Linked DNA regions of Homo sapiens: region 2 is linked to region 1. A link is a contact called in ENCODE Hi-C or POLR2A ChIA-PET data. All regions are on one chromosome and are shown on one strand. The core of a region is the stretch at or near the end of the contact, and the rest is flanking DNA. Distances in the headings are between cores, read along the strand shown.

Region 1 (7,027 bases), core at 3,894-6,393:
GGAGGATTGCTTGTGCCCAGAAGGTCAAGGCTGCAGTGAGCTGTGATCACACCACTGCACTCCAGGCTGGGTGACCAATGCATCGCTCTCACCTCTCTCCAGGCAGCCTGCAGAAGCCAGATATTTATTTGAAACCTCCAGCTTCTGCTCCTCATGTGTATGCAAACGTTGAGCTCAACTCCATAAAAGTCATGTTTTGTTTTGTTTTTTGTTTTGAGACAGGGTCTTTCTCTGTCACCCAGGCTGCCTATCACAGCTCTCTGCAGCCTCGACTTCCCAGGCTTAACTGATCCTCCTGCCTCAGCCTCTCGAGTAACTGGGATTATAGGCACACACCACCATGCCCAGCTAATTTTTTTTTTTTAGAGAAGGGGTCTTGCTATGCTGCCCAGGCTGGTCTCGAACTCCTGGATTCAAGCGATCCTCCCGTCTCAGCCTCCCAAAGTGCTGGGATTACAGGTGTGAGCCATGACGCCTGGCCAAAGTCATGTATTTTATTCCATAATAGATGTACATGAGGGTAAAAATAACACTTGACTAATGTACAGGTTGAAATACAGAACATTTGCACCACCCCCATCTTTGAATACTATTTCATCCACCCTACTCCAATTCCAAGAGCAATGTCGTGGGTGTCTTAGCAATCAAGGATAGCACCTCCAGAACAAAAACGCTGTGAAAGTCAAAGAGAAGTTCTGTTTATACTAACAAAGGGCTGGAAATGTCTATTGGTTGTGGGTTGAATAAGTAAATTCCAAATGAACGTGACCACAGAAGAAACAGAGATTCAAAATGACCCCCAAGAAGTATTACTAAGGGAGAACGCCAAGAGCCAGGCGCAGTGGCTCACACCCGTAATCTCAGCACTTTAGGAGGCCGAGGCGGGTGGATCACCTGAGGTCAGGAGTTTGAGACCAGCCTGATCAACATGGGAAAACCCCATCTCTACTAAAAATACAAAAATTAGTCAGGTGTGGTGGTGTGTGACTGTAATCCCAGTTGCTCGGGAAGCTGAGGCAGGAGAATCGCTTGAACCCAGGAGGTGGAGGTTGCAGTGAGCCGAGATTGAGCCATTGCACTGCAGCCTGGTCAACAGAGACTCTGTCTCAAAAAAAAAAAAAAAAAAGTAAACAAGAGTGTCTCCTCTCCATAAACAAATTAACAGGAGAAACTCAGCCCCACTAAAACACACACAAATTTAGGAAATTGACAAAAACCTAAGAGCTGAGAAAATATGGGTTCTGGAGTCTCAGTGTTTGGCATCAAGTCATGGCTCCACTTTCTCCTCGCTGTGCGACTCCTGGAGGGGAACCTAGTGTGCCTGGTCCTCAGTTTCCCTGTCTGTAGAATGGGCTGGGAAAAACTATGCAGATTCTTGGAACCAGGGTGACACAAGCAAGGCACTGGCCTCTGGCATAAAAGTTAAGGCGTGCCAAAACCGTCTTCAAGATAAGTTATATATATAAATATATATGTATATATGGAGAGAGAGAGACAGAGACAGAGAGACAGAGAGAGACAGAGTCTTACTCTGTGGCCCAGGCTGGAGTGCAGTGGTACAGTCTCAGCTCACTGCAGCCTCTGCCTCGCGGTTTCAAGCAATTCTCCTGCCTCTGCCTCCCAAGTAGCTGGGATTACAGCCACCCACCACCATGCCCAGCTAATTATTATATTTTTAGTAGAGACAGGGTTTCACCATGTTGGCGAGGCTGGTCTCTAACTCCTGACCTCAAGTGATCCGTCCTCCCAAAGTACTGGGATTACAGGTGTTGATCAAACTGTTCTTGATACAATCAGGTAATTCCAGAAAAATTGTCCCCTTGGGGCCTGCTTGTTAGTTGGCTGGTTTGTTTGAAAGAGGATCTCGCTCAGCTGCATGGGCTGGAGTGCAGTAGCAAGTCACAGCTCACTGCAGCCTCGACTTCCTGGGCTTAAGCGATTCTCCCACCTCAGCCTCCCATGTAGCTGCGACTACAGGTGCATGTCACCATGCCCAGCTAATTTTTATATTTGTAGTAGAAATAGGCTCTTTCTGTATTGCCCAGGCTGGTTTTGAACTCCTGGCCTCGAGAATTCCTCCCACCTTGGCCTCTCTAAGCACCAAGATGACAGGTGCGAGGGAGGCACTGCGCTGTCTTATTTAGCAATAAGCTACATTCCATTTTCAGGAGGTGACGCTGTCATCCCACTGCCAGTACAATCCAGGTAAGGATTTCACTCCATCCTCTGTGTTTTCCAAAGGAGCCGGTATTTGAAAAGGACGTGCATTCCACCAAGCATTCTTAACGACCTGGGCCTTTGGGGTCAGGTAAGTTCCAGATTTTATTATTAGTAACAAATTAAATTGACTAACAACAAAAGAAAAGTGCACCATCAATGACCCCTCAGGAACCAAAACATGCACAATCCCATTGACACAGGGACAGAGTAAACTGCTCAACAGCTGACTCTACTCCCACAGACTGAAAGCTGCAGGGTCAGGGCCGGCAGCCGCGGAGAAGGAAGCTGTCCCCGTCAACACGGTCTGGAACAATCCACAACGCTTATCAGGGGAGATACCACAGGCAAGAGGGAACGAAAACACTTCTTCTGCCAAATAGAGCTTTGGAGGGAATATCGGTTTGTCTGGGGCAGGACTGGGTCACGGGCTACACGCCTTCTCCTTGTATTCTCACGAATTCAACACCTGGTAATGCCGGGGCCGTTTCCCAAGTCACAGACTCAGACTCTGGGGTGGATAATTCCCCCATCACTGTTATCTTAAAGTAGGGTTTCTCAGCCTCAGGACTGGTGGTATTCAGAGTCGGATCTTCATCTGGGGAGGGGCCGTCTTGTACATTGCAGGGTGCTGAGCAGTATCCCTGGCCTCCACCCACTCCATGTCAGGAGCATCTCCCCCCACCCCGACGTGTGACAACCACAGATGTCCCCAGAAATATCCAGACCCACCCTAGGGTGAGAACCACTTGGTGAGCGAGACTCTTGCCAGAGCCAGAGGGAAATCATCAAAGCCGATGGGGCTGAAATGGTTAAGTTGGTCCATCTGTCTGTCTGTTCATCAGGCCCTGATTTATAGCTTTGGGGGCTCCAGCACCCCATTCCCCTGGCTTCCCCACAGTCACACTGCCATTCCCCATCATCCCCGGGACCCAAGCCCTGCGATTCCCGCTCAGCTCCCACCTAGCAGACACATGTTGAATCGAATGCCCATTCATCTGTCCAAGATTTGCTGAGGGTCTGCCATGTTTTGGAGGCGCTTCAATAGCGACAAGACATCGTGGACCTTGACCTCATGGTGCTTCCAGTCTAGCAGGCAGGCAGGCAGAATCAGAGAGAAAATTTTTCTTTAAATTTATTTTTGGGTTTTTTTGAGATGGAGTTTCACTCTTGTTGCCCAGGCTGGAGTGCAATGGCATGATCTCGGCTCACTGCAAGCTCTACCTCCCGGGTTCAAGCGATTCTCCTGCCTCAGCCTCCCAAGTAGTTGGGACTACAGGCACCCACCCCCACGTCCTGCTAATTTTTTGTATTTTTAGTAAAGACGGGGCTTCACCATGTTGGCCAGGCTGGTCTCGAACTCCTGACCTCAGGTGATCCACCAACCTCAGCCTCCCAAAGTGCTGGGATTACAGGTGTGAGCTACTGTGTCCAGCCAGAGAGAAAGTTCCATCTGCTTCTGTACCACCCTCTAGCAGCCCTCTCCAGCCCCGCCCCCTCAGTGAATTCCTACAGCACACAAGGATCCCAGGCCAGCAATTAGAGTCCTTTTTCAGCTCTGTTTAAAATGTGAGGCTTAGAATAACAGTGAAGATGCTTTAAACCACTACAGGGGGCCGGGCGCGGTGGCTCACGCCTGTAATCCCAGCACTTTGGGAGGCCGAAGTGGGCGGATCACGAGGTCAGGAGATCGAGACCATCCTGGCTAACACGGTGAAACCCTGTCTCTACTAAAAATACAAAAATTAGCTGGGCGTGGTGGAGCACGTCTGTAGTCCCAGCTACTTGGCAGGCTGAGGCAGGAGAATCGCTTGAACCCGGGAGGCGGAGGTTGCAGTGAGCCAAGATCGCACCATTGCACTCCAGCCTGGGCTACAGAGCGACTCCATCTCAAAAAAAAAAAAAAAAAACAAACAAAAAACCCTACAGGGCACTGCAGGAACCCACCCTCCATAAAGTATGCAAAGAATTATTATGCAGCATTCACTTCCCCTTTGCTTCTCTCCCCCAAGGAATGCTCAAGATAAATTCTCTCTTGCAGGTCCTTTATTTATCAAGCCAAACAGCATCTCAGAGGGATAATTTATGCAACAAAGGTTGCAAATCATTTGCACATCTTCAAAGTATTATTGTCCATAGCCCAGTGCATGAGCGCCTCTAATTGTCTACAAAGAAAAGCAACACCTTCAACAACTCACGTCCAGCAGAGAAAGACTTCAGACAGGAAAAGTCAAATCACAAGTTAAAAAGTCAGAACTGGCTGGGCACAGTGGCTCACGCCTGTCATCCCAGCCCTTTGGGAGGCTGAGGCTGGTGAGTCACGAAGTCAGGAGTTCGAGACCAGCCTGACCAACATGGTGAAACCCCATCTCTAGTAAAGATACAAAAAATTAGCCAGGCGTGGTGGTGCACGCCTGCAATCTCAGCTACGCGGGAGGGCTGAGGCAGGAGAATCGCTTGAACCCGGGAGGCAGAGGTTTCAGTGAGCAGAGATTGTGCCATTGCACTCCAGGCTAGGTGACAGGGCAAGACTTTGTCTCAAAAAAAAAAAGGAAATGGGATACAGACACTTTAACTTCCCAAAACCCAGACAGGTTGGCTGTTAGCAACCTGGGCGAGAAGTCTATGAACCAGCTTCACAATAAATGCCTTTTAAGGATGGCTATGTGATGAAGGTGTTTTCTCTTTGTGATTAAACGCCTTACTCATCTGAAGGGGGAAATTCCATTTAAGAAGTGAACCAGGTATGAGAAGAGACATTTTCCCCAGAGGGAGGCAATGACCTCTTTCCTCCCTGGGGCTCGGAACTTGTTTCTTCACACGTCCTCCCAGAACTCTAGTTCTTATTCCCCCCTGTGCTGGCCCTCCATAAACATTTGCTGAACAAATAAACCCATGATGGAAGGCAAGAGAAACTTCAAGACAAGACGGCTAGGCCGCCGACTGCCTAACTGGAGGGAACCAGATGTTAGCATTAAAGTTAAAAGTTAAAAGCCTTCCCAAGGTCACCAAGCGAGGTCTCTCTAACCTGGCCTGAGGTCCTCATTCTTCTCTACCCTGTTTACCCAGGATGGAAAAATGACATTCTCTGCTGGTGGGCTGGTTGTCCACGTGAGAGATTTCAACACAGCGTTTGGAGGTTTTAAACCTCTATCATCGCTGCAGCCCAAGGAACAAAATCAGGGGCCAGGTATGCATTAGGGGATTTGCAAATGCTGTCTTATTTCATCCACTCAATGACCATAGAGGAAGATATGATGATGACTTATCCCTCTTTTTATAGATGAGGAAACAGAGATGTTCAGTAGTTCCAAAGTTCCTTCCCTTCCCTTTTTTTCTTCCCTCCCTCCCTCCTCCCTCCCCTCCCTCCCTTTCCTTCCTTCCCTCCCTCCTTCCTTCCTTCTTCCCTCCGTCCCCACCTCCTTCCTTCCTTCCTTGTTCCCTCCCTTTTTTTTCCTTCCTTCCTTCCCCTCTCCCTCCCTCCTTTCTTCCTTCCTTCTTCCCTGTCTTCCCAGCTTCTTTCTTTCTTCAGGGTCTGCTTCTGTTGCCCAGGCTGGAGTGCAGTGGTGCAATCATAGCTCACTACAGCCTCGACCCCTGGGCTCAATGGATCTTCCTGCCTCAGCCTCCCGAGTAGCTGGGGCTACAGGCACACGCCACTGTGCCTGGCTAAATTTTTATTTTTTGTAGACAAAGGTCATACAGCAAAGAAGTGGAAGAACTAGGATTCGAACCCAGGACCATGGGCTCTGAGTCTGTGCTTGTTCATGGAAGCACCAGCCAGTTCAGACACTCCCAGGCCTTGCCCAGATGGTCAAATGCTTCAAACAAGGACACCAGGGAAGGTCACTGTTCCTCGTATTTATGCCCCTTGTGTCACTGTCTATATCTGGGGTTAAGAATCACTCCAAAAACACCACAATGATCTCCCAGACTCTCAATTCCAGCAGAGCAGACAGCCGTCCCCACCACCACCCCCTCCACCCACTCAGTCCTCTCTCGGTTCCACTTCAGGATGACTCGAAAGACAGAAAAAGACTCAAAGCAAAATGCCTAAAGCTTGGAAACGCCAGCAGCCCCTGAAAACTACCGAGCTTCCTTTTCCTGTATTTATTTATTTATTTATTTATTTTTTTGAGATGGAGTCTTGCTCTGTCACCCAGGCTGGAGTGCAGTGGCATGATCTTGGCTCACTGCAACCTTCGCCTCCCGGGTTCAAGTGATTCTCCTGCCTCAGTCTCCCGAGTAGCTTGAATTACAGGCGCATGCCACCACGCCTGGCTAATTTTTGTAATTTTTAGTAGAGACAGGGTTTTACCATGTTGGCCTGGCTGGTCTCAAACTCCTGACCTCAGGTGATCCACTCACCTTGGCCTCCCAAAGTGCTGGGATTACAGGCGTGAGCCACCACACCCAACCCTGAGTCTCCTTTTCTGATAACATCCTTCATTTCTGCTTCCTTCTGCTTCCTTCTCTGAACATATTCGAATCACAAAGCCCCAGCTCTGTTGGGAAATTCCGACGGGAATTGAAACAGGTTCCTAATCTCATGGTCTCACCTGAGGGAAAAGTGGCTAAGAAGATGGAAGCAGGCTGGGCACGGTGGCTCACGCCTATAATCCCAGCACTTTGGGAGGCCAAGGTGAGTGGACCACCTGAGGTCAGGAGTTCTAGATCAGCCTGACCAACATGGTGAAACCCCGTCTCTACTAAAAGTACAAAAAATTAGCCAGGTGTGGTGGCGTGCACCTGTAATCCCAGCTACTTGGGAGGCTGAGTCAAGAGAATTGCTTAAACCCAGGAGGCAGAG
Region 2 (7,027 bases), core at 3,319-5,818, 170 kb after region 1:
AGCCCAGCACATCTGAAGGACAAGGGCCAGGATGCACGAGAGAGGCGGGAGTGTGTCAATGGGCACCAGCTGTTGCAAGGGACCTTCTCCGGCCCCTCCAGCTGCCCCCTGTGTGGCAAACCTTTCTTGAGCTCAGGTAAGTCTGGTGGCCCAATCCATCCTCCTGGAGGGCAGCCACTTTCTCTTCTTCACGTCCTTTCAATCATACTCCTGGGGTCTCTTTTGATGTGTGCATCCTCGTTCTGTTTTGCCCTCTCCTCGGCGGCTCCCTGGAGAGAACCAGGGATCAGTCCCTGGGCACAGGGACCCTTGGGCTAACTCGGGACTGGCAACAGTCCCTTTAAGTCTCAGCTTTTGCGATTGTGGGAATCCTCCTGCAGCATCTGGACTTGAGCCGTGTATGAGTTTGCTAGGGCTGTCATGACAAAGTACCATGCACCAGGTGGCTTAACCATCAGAGATATATTCCCTTGCACTTCTGGGGGCTTAAAGTCTGAGATCAAGGGCTAAGCTTCATATGAAGGTGCCAGGAAATGATCCATTCCAGGCGTCTCTCCTGGCTTCATCCCTTAGCCTCACATGGCCCTGTCTGTGTCCCAGTTTCCCCTTTCTATAAGGATACCAGCCATATTGGATTAGGGGCCCACCACACTCCAGTGTGGCCTCAGCTTAGCTTATTTACATCCATGAAGACTCTATTTTCAAATAAGGTCGCATCCTAAAGGACAGAAGTGGGGGAGTAGGATTGCAACACATGAATTTGATGGGTGGGGGGAGGGGCATACAATTTTATCCATAGCAGGTCGTTTTCTGCTTCCTGGGGCACTTGGTGGTTGTGGGGTGGTGAGGGAAAGAGTCTCTACTCGAGAAAAAGTACCAGATTCAAGAGACTCCCAGAAAGAGATGGCTCTGGTCATTGCCGGGATTTAGAACTTTGTCTTTTTGCAAATAAGCTCCACGTTGGAGGGAATGAAGAGGAGGAGGTGGTGGCAACTGCGTGTTAGAAAAGATGCGTGCGCCGTTTGTAACCGAATCCAAACTGCAGTCTGTGGCTGGCAGAACTCAGGCTAGTTCACAGTTTCTGGGCCTTAGCACTGTCAACATTTGGGGCCAGGTGATTCTTTGTTCTAAGGGGCTATCCTGTGCATTGTAGGATATTTAGTAGCATCCCTGGCCTTCACCCTCTAAATGCTGGTAGTAACCACCTCCTGCCTCCAGTTGCAACAATCAAAAATGTCTCCAGACATGGCCAAAAGTCTCCTGGGGGGCAGAATTTCCTCCAGACAGGAATCAATGGGTGAATGAGATGGGCAAACAGATCCTAGATGGGCTTAGACCCTGCAGTGAGAGAACATCTCCACCCCCGGGGCAAGTGCCTCTGAGCAACGTGCCTTGCAGGTTTTGCATTTGTTGGCTTTACCTGCTTCAGGCGTGGGAATTTTCCTTCTTTCTCATTTTCCTCTCTTTCTGCAGTGCCATTGCTGGCCATGGGGCTGGGGGTGGCTGTTGGTGGCTAGTGGTGTCAACGATGTTCCTCTTTGAGCTCCCTCTGTTAGGCAATCCCCATCCAGCTCTGTGACCCATGAGCTGTCCTCAGCAGAGGCTGGCATGAGCTTTTTGCAAAATTTTTTTTTTTTTTTTTGCGACAGGGTCTCACTCTGTTGCCCAGGCTGGAGTGCAATGGTGTGATCTCAGCATACTGTAGCCTCTTTCTCCTGGGCTCAAGCAATCCTCCCACCTCCTCCTCCCGAGTAGCTGGGTCTACAGGTGTGCACCACCATGCTTGGCTAAGTTATTAACTTATTTTTGTAGAGACAAGGTCTCACTATATTGCCCAGGCTGCTTTCAAACTCCTGGACTCAAGCGATCCTCCCGCCTCAGCCTCCCAAAGTGCTGGAATTATAGGTGTGAGCCACCTCACCCAGCCTTTGCCAAATCTTCAGTGCACCAACAAAGTCAGTGTGTTGAAGTCCTTAATTTGGGACAGCAGGTGACTCCCTCTTTTCCCTGGCACCTTGTTCTCTTCTGCAGGGGATGAGCTGTGCTCAGTCTATCTTAGGCATCAGATGCAAGGGGCAGATAGAAGGTTGGAAGTTGGAAGAGTAAAGCCAGAGGTCTAGAACCAAGACTGCACAGAGCAGGCGCTGGGAGCCTGCCCTCGGATACCCTTCCTTGAACAGCTCCAGGCTGAGCTGAACCATGCACTTCCTTCTGTGATTGCTGGTTCCTTATCATTCTCCATTTGTTTCTGTTCCTGCTTTTGCTTTGCTTCTCAGAAAAATCCTGAGGTCTTTAAACTCTGATTTGGGGTCACCCAAGGTCTTGTATGTCCATGTGGCCCACTGACTTAGAGCGTCGCCGTCATCTGGGAACTTCATTATTATTATTATTATTATTATTATTATTATTATTATTATTATTATTTTGAGACGGAGTCCCACTCTGTCACCCAGGCTGGAGTGCAGTGGCACGATCATAGCTCACTGCAACTCTCACCTCCCAGGTTCAAGCGATTCTCCTGCCCCAGCCTCCCGAGTAGCGGGGATTACAGGTGCCCACCACCACGCCCAGCTAATTTTTGTATTTTTAGTAGAAACAGGGTTTCACCATGTTGGCCAGGCTGGTCTTAAACTCCTGACCTCAAGTGATTTGCCTGCCTTGGCCTCCCAAAGTGCTGGGATTACAGGCGTGAGCCACCGCGCCTGGCCTGTCACCTGGGAACTTTTTCAAAATTTCTATTTTAGAGATAGGATCTATCTCTCTCTATCTCTCTCTCTCTCTCTCTCTCTCTCTCTCTCTCTCTCCCCCCTCCCTCTCTCCCTCCCTCCCTCTCTCTCTCCCTCTCTCCCTCTCTCTCTCTCTCTCTCTCCCCCTCTCCCTCTCTCTCTCTCCCTCCCCCTCTCTCCCTCTCTCCCTCTCTCTCTCTCTCCCTCTCTCTTTCTCTCTCTCTCCCTCTCCCTCTCTCCCTCTCTCTCTCTCCTCCCCGCCACCCCCGGGGCTGGAGTGCAGTGGTGTGATCATAACTCACTGCAGCCTTGAAATCCTCGGCTTAAGGAATCCTCCCACCTCAGCCTCACAAATACCTGGGACCACATGCATATATAACCACACCCTGCTCATTTTTAACATTTTCGTTTGTTTGTAGAGACGGGCTCTTGCTATGTTGCAAAAAAAAAAAAAAAAAGACAAAGGAAAAACATGAAGTTAGAAAAGGAGACAGAGTGATTACAGAGTTTGTCAACCTCAGCACTACTGACATTTGGGGCTGTGGTGTGGGGCCGCCCTGTGCCTGGGAGGAGGTTGAAAAGCATCCATCGTCTTCACCCACTTGGTGGCAGGAGCGCCTCTAGCTATGATGACCAAGTTGCCACGTGTCCTCTAGTGGCAGGGTAGGAATGCAGTCACCCCCAGGTGAGGACCACGGCTCTCCCTCAAGTGTCCAGGGATAGCCTCTCCGAATTGGTGACATTGGAATCCAGATGTGGAGGAGGTGGGAAAAGGGCCCTGTGGATAGGTAGGGAAGAGTATTCCAGGTCGTAGGTGGAAAGGTCCCAGGGCAGGAATGTGCCCCGGGCAGCAGAAAGGCCAGTGTGCTTGAAGTGGAGGTAGAAGAGGTCTGTCGGAACCTGTTGCAGGTCACACAAATGTGCATGCCTGCCCCCATCTGAGCCATTGCTCAGAGGACCCTGTCACTTGTCACTCGATAGCTGAGCTTGCTGTCTGCAAATCCCACCTCCACCTAGACTCCTATCAGGGCAGACAGGCTTCAGTGGCCCCTGTGTGAGCCTGGAAGTTCCCATTGCTGCTTCGGATCCCTTCTCCACTCTGGGCGCTGCAAAGACAGTTCCTGCCTTCCAGCTGGGGATTTGGGCGGGACAGCGTCCAGCACCTCCTTATGAGCTTTCAGTCCCCCTGAAGTTGTATGCCACATCTGCTGTGTCCCTGCGTTTTTCTGGAGGAGCAGAGCAGCTAGGGTTTTCATCAGATCTCCAACCAGAACATGCGACCTTGGAAAAGTTCGGCAACAATTTTCTAAGCCAGGGACTGGCAAACTGCAGTCCATCACCTGTTTTTGTTGTTGTTGTTGTTTGTTTGTTTGTTTTGAGATGGAGTCTCACTCTGTTGCCCAGGCTGGAGTACGGTGGCGCGATCTCAGCTCACTGCAAGCTCTGCCTTCCTGGTTCATGCCATTCTCCTGCCTCAGCCTTCCAAGTAGCTGGGACTACAGGTGCCCGCCACCATGCCCGGCTAATTTTTTGTATTTTTAGTAGAGACGGGGTTTCACCGTGTTAACCAGGATAATCTCGATCTCCTGACCTCGTGATCTGCCCGTCTCGGTCTCCCAAAGTGCTGGGATTATAGGCGTGAGCCACCGCGCCCAGCGCTGTTTTTTGTTTTTTGAGTTTTTTTGTTTGTTTGCATACGCTGAAAGCTAAGAATGGGGTGGGTTTTTTACATTTGTAAATGGTTGAAAACAAATATTTGGTGACACACAACCATTCTATGAAATTTGCATTTTACAGTCTGCAAATAAGGTTTTGTGGCAGGACAGCTCGCCTGTTCATTTATGTATCACCTTCGGTGGTTCCCAAGCTACATCTTTGCTTTTGGTTTTGTTCTGAGACAGAATCTCGCTCTGTCGCCCACGCCAGAGTGCAGTGGCGTGATGTCGGCTCACTGGAGACTCCGCCTCCCAGGTTCAAGCGATTCTCACGCCTCAGCCTCCCGAGTGGCTGGGATTACAGGTACCTGCCACCATGCCTGGCTAATTTTTTTTAGTAGAGACGGGGTTTCACCATGTTAGCCAGGCTGGTCTCAAACTCCTGACCTCAAGTGATACACCCACCTCAGCCTCCCAAAGTGCTGAGATTATAGGCATGAGCCACCGTGTCTGGCTCAAGCTACATTTCTGGTTGGCAGAGTTGAGTTTGCAGCATTACAAAGCAAGTTTGCCAACCCCTGAACGAGGTTATCTGGTAGCAAGCAAGGTGAGTGGCTTATCATGTCCTGCAAATCAATAAACCCCTTACAAAAAAATGACCTTGAGCAATGAGAGTTCCAACAGCGTCTAATTTCCTGAATGTCACTTTATAATCACAGAAAACTTTGCACAAATAATAACAATGGTTAGCATTACCGTATGGAGCACTTACACTATCCCAAGCACTGTAAGTGCTTTATTTTGTTTTTATTTAGATTTTTTAAAAATAGAGACAAGGTCTTGCTATGTTGTCCAGGCTGGTCTCGAACTCCTGGCCTCAGGTGATCCTCCCACCTATGCCTCCCAAAGTGCTGGGATTACTGGTATGAACTACTGAGCCCGGTCTGTAAGTGCTCTAAACCGATTTCCTCATTCAGCTTTGTAACTCTGTAGACACTAGCACTTTCTCTCTTTCACAGATGAGGAAACTGAGGCCCAGAGAAGTTAAGTTTTTGCTCAAGTCAGGGTTTGAACTCACAGCCTGAGCCCCCGATCACCAATCCATTGGCATATGATGCCCTTTTATTTTTATTTTTATTTATTTATTTTCAGATGGAGTTTTGCTCTGTCACCCAGGCTGGAGAGCAGTTGGCACCATCCCAGCTCACTGCAACCTCCGCCTCCCAGGTTCAAGCCATTCTCCTGCCTCAGCCTCCTGAGTAGCTGGGATTGCAGGCATGCGCCACCACGCCTGGCTAATTTTTGTATTTTTAGTAGAGATGGGGTTTCACCATGTTGGCCAGGCTGGTCTCAAACTCCTGACCTCAGGTGATCCACCCCCCTCAGCCTTCCAAAATGCTAGGATTACAGGCATGAGCCACCGCGCCTGGCCTGCCCTTTGATTTTTAAAAAATATACTTTTAATTTTATATTTACAGGAAAGTACAAAGAAAGCAGAGAGAGTCCCTTTAAGCCCTCCTTCCCAGCTTCTCCTCATGTTATTTTTAATTTTTTTGAGACAGAGTCTCACTCTGTTGCCCAGGCTGGAGTGCGGTGGCACGATCACAGCTTACTGCAGCCTCGACTTCTTGGGCTCAAGAGATCCTCCCACTTCAGCCTCCCGAGTAGCAGGGACTACAGTCTCGTAGCACCACACCAGGCTAATTTTTTTTTTTTTTTTGAGACAGAGTCTCGCTCTGTTGCCCAGGCTGGGGTGCAGTGGCGTGATCTTGGTTCACTACAACCTCTGCCTCCTGGGCTCAAGCAATCCTCCCACCCTAGCCTCCCAAGTAGCTGGGACTAGAAGTGCATGCCATCATACCAGGATAATTTTTTTTTTTTTTTTTTTTTTTGTAGAAACAGGGTTTTGTCACATTGCCCAAGTTGGTCTTGAACTCCTGGGCTCAAGCGATCCACCCACCTCAGCCTCCCAAAGTGCTGGGATTACAGGTGTGAGCCACTGCATCCACCCTACATTTTCTTCCTTCCTTCCTTCCTTCTTCCTTCCTCCCTTCCTTCCTTCCTTCCTTTCTTTCTTTCTTATTTACTTATTTTTTTTTTTTTGAGATGGAGTCTTGCTGTGTCACCCAGGCTGGAGTGCAGTGGCACAATCTTGGCTCACTGCAACCTCCACCTCCTGGGTTCAAGCTACTCTCCTGTCTCAGCCTCCCGAGTAGCTGGGATTACAGGCGTATGCCACCATGCCTGGCTAATTTTTTGTATTTTTAGTAGAGACAGGGTTTCGCCGTGTTGGCCAGGCTGGTCTCGAACTCCTGGCCTCAAGCGATCCGCCCACGAGTCGTGACATCCAGCCCACTCTCAGGGTGGTGGGAATTAAGCTCTTTCTCCTGGAGACATCATTTGATTTTGATTTGCAGGACAACCCTTTGAGGTCAAGAAAGATTTGAGTTTGTGTGAAAGAAATGATGTGGGGCCGGGCGCGGAAGCTCACTCCTGTAATCTCAGCGCTTTGGGAGGCTGAGGCAGGAGGATCCCTTGAGTTCAGGAGTCTGGGCAATATAGTGAGACCCTCGTCTCTACAAAAAAAATGTTTAAAAGTTAGCCAGGTGTGGTGGCACTCGCCTATAATCCTAGCTACTCGGGAGG

Evidence for each region. A loop is a pair of places that touch in the nucleus more often than their neighbours do. ChIA-PET counts read pairs that join two places held with the same protein, here RNA polymerase II (POLR2A). Pooled maps may share reads with other maps.
Region 2: a loop to region 1 is called in a pooled map, with 2.6 times the contacts of the local background. The contact joins two enhancer-like sites. A Hi-C loop is called at or near these places in 2 of 50 pooled maps. POLR2A ChIA-PET finds 5 or more read pairs at or near these places in 4 of 52 experiments (GM12878, H1, HEK293 and 1 more).

The regions. Positions count from the first base shown.
Region 1 is chr19:7,209,233-7,216,259 of GRCh38, forward strand. The region is part of intron 2 of INSR (insulin receptor); the gene reads right to left. Among named protein-coding and RNA genes, the nearest start is that of INSR, 82 kb to the right of the region's middle. RefSeq lists enhancers at 3,334-3,880, 3,881-4,426. Within about 2 kb of position 5,144, at least 2 of the 41 ENCODE cell types and tissues checked have a DNase peak (open chromatin) inside an H3K27ac peak, as active enhancers do; they include GM12878, where a contact is called at or near this core.
Region 2 is chr19:7,383,068-7,390,094 of GRCh38, forward strand. It overlaps ARHGEF18 (Rho/Rac guanine nucleotide exchange factor 18), which reads left to right. Exons shown (of 29, transcript NM_001367823.1): 10 at 1-136. ARHGEF18-AS1 (ARHGEF18 antisense RNA 1) reads right to left here. Exons shown (of 2, transcript NR_186326.1): 2 at 5,073-7,027. Among named protein-coding and RNA genes, the nearest start is that of ARHGEF18-AS1, 8.5 kb to the right of the region's middle. RefSeq lists enhancers at 1-396, 4,467-4,626. Within about 2 kb of position 4,569, at least 2 of the 41 ENCODE cell types and tissues checked have a DNase peak (open chromatin) inside an H3K27ac peak, as active enhancers do; they include GM12878, where a contact is called at or near this core.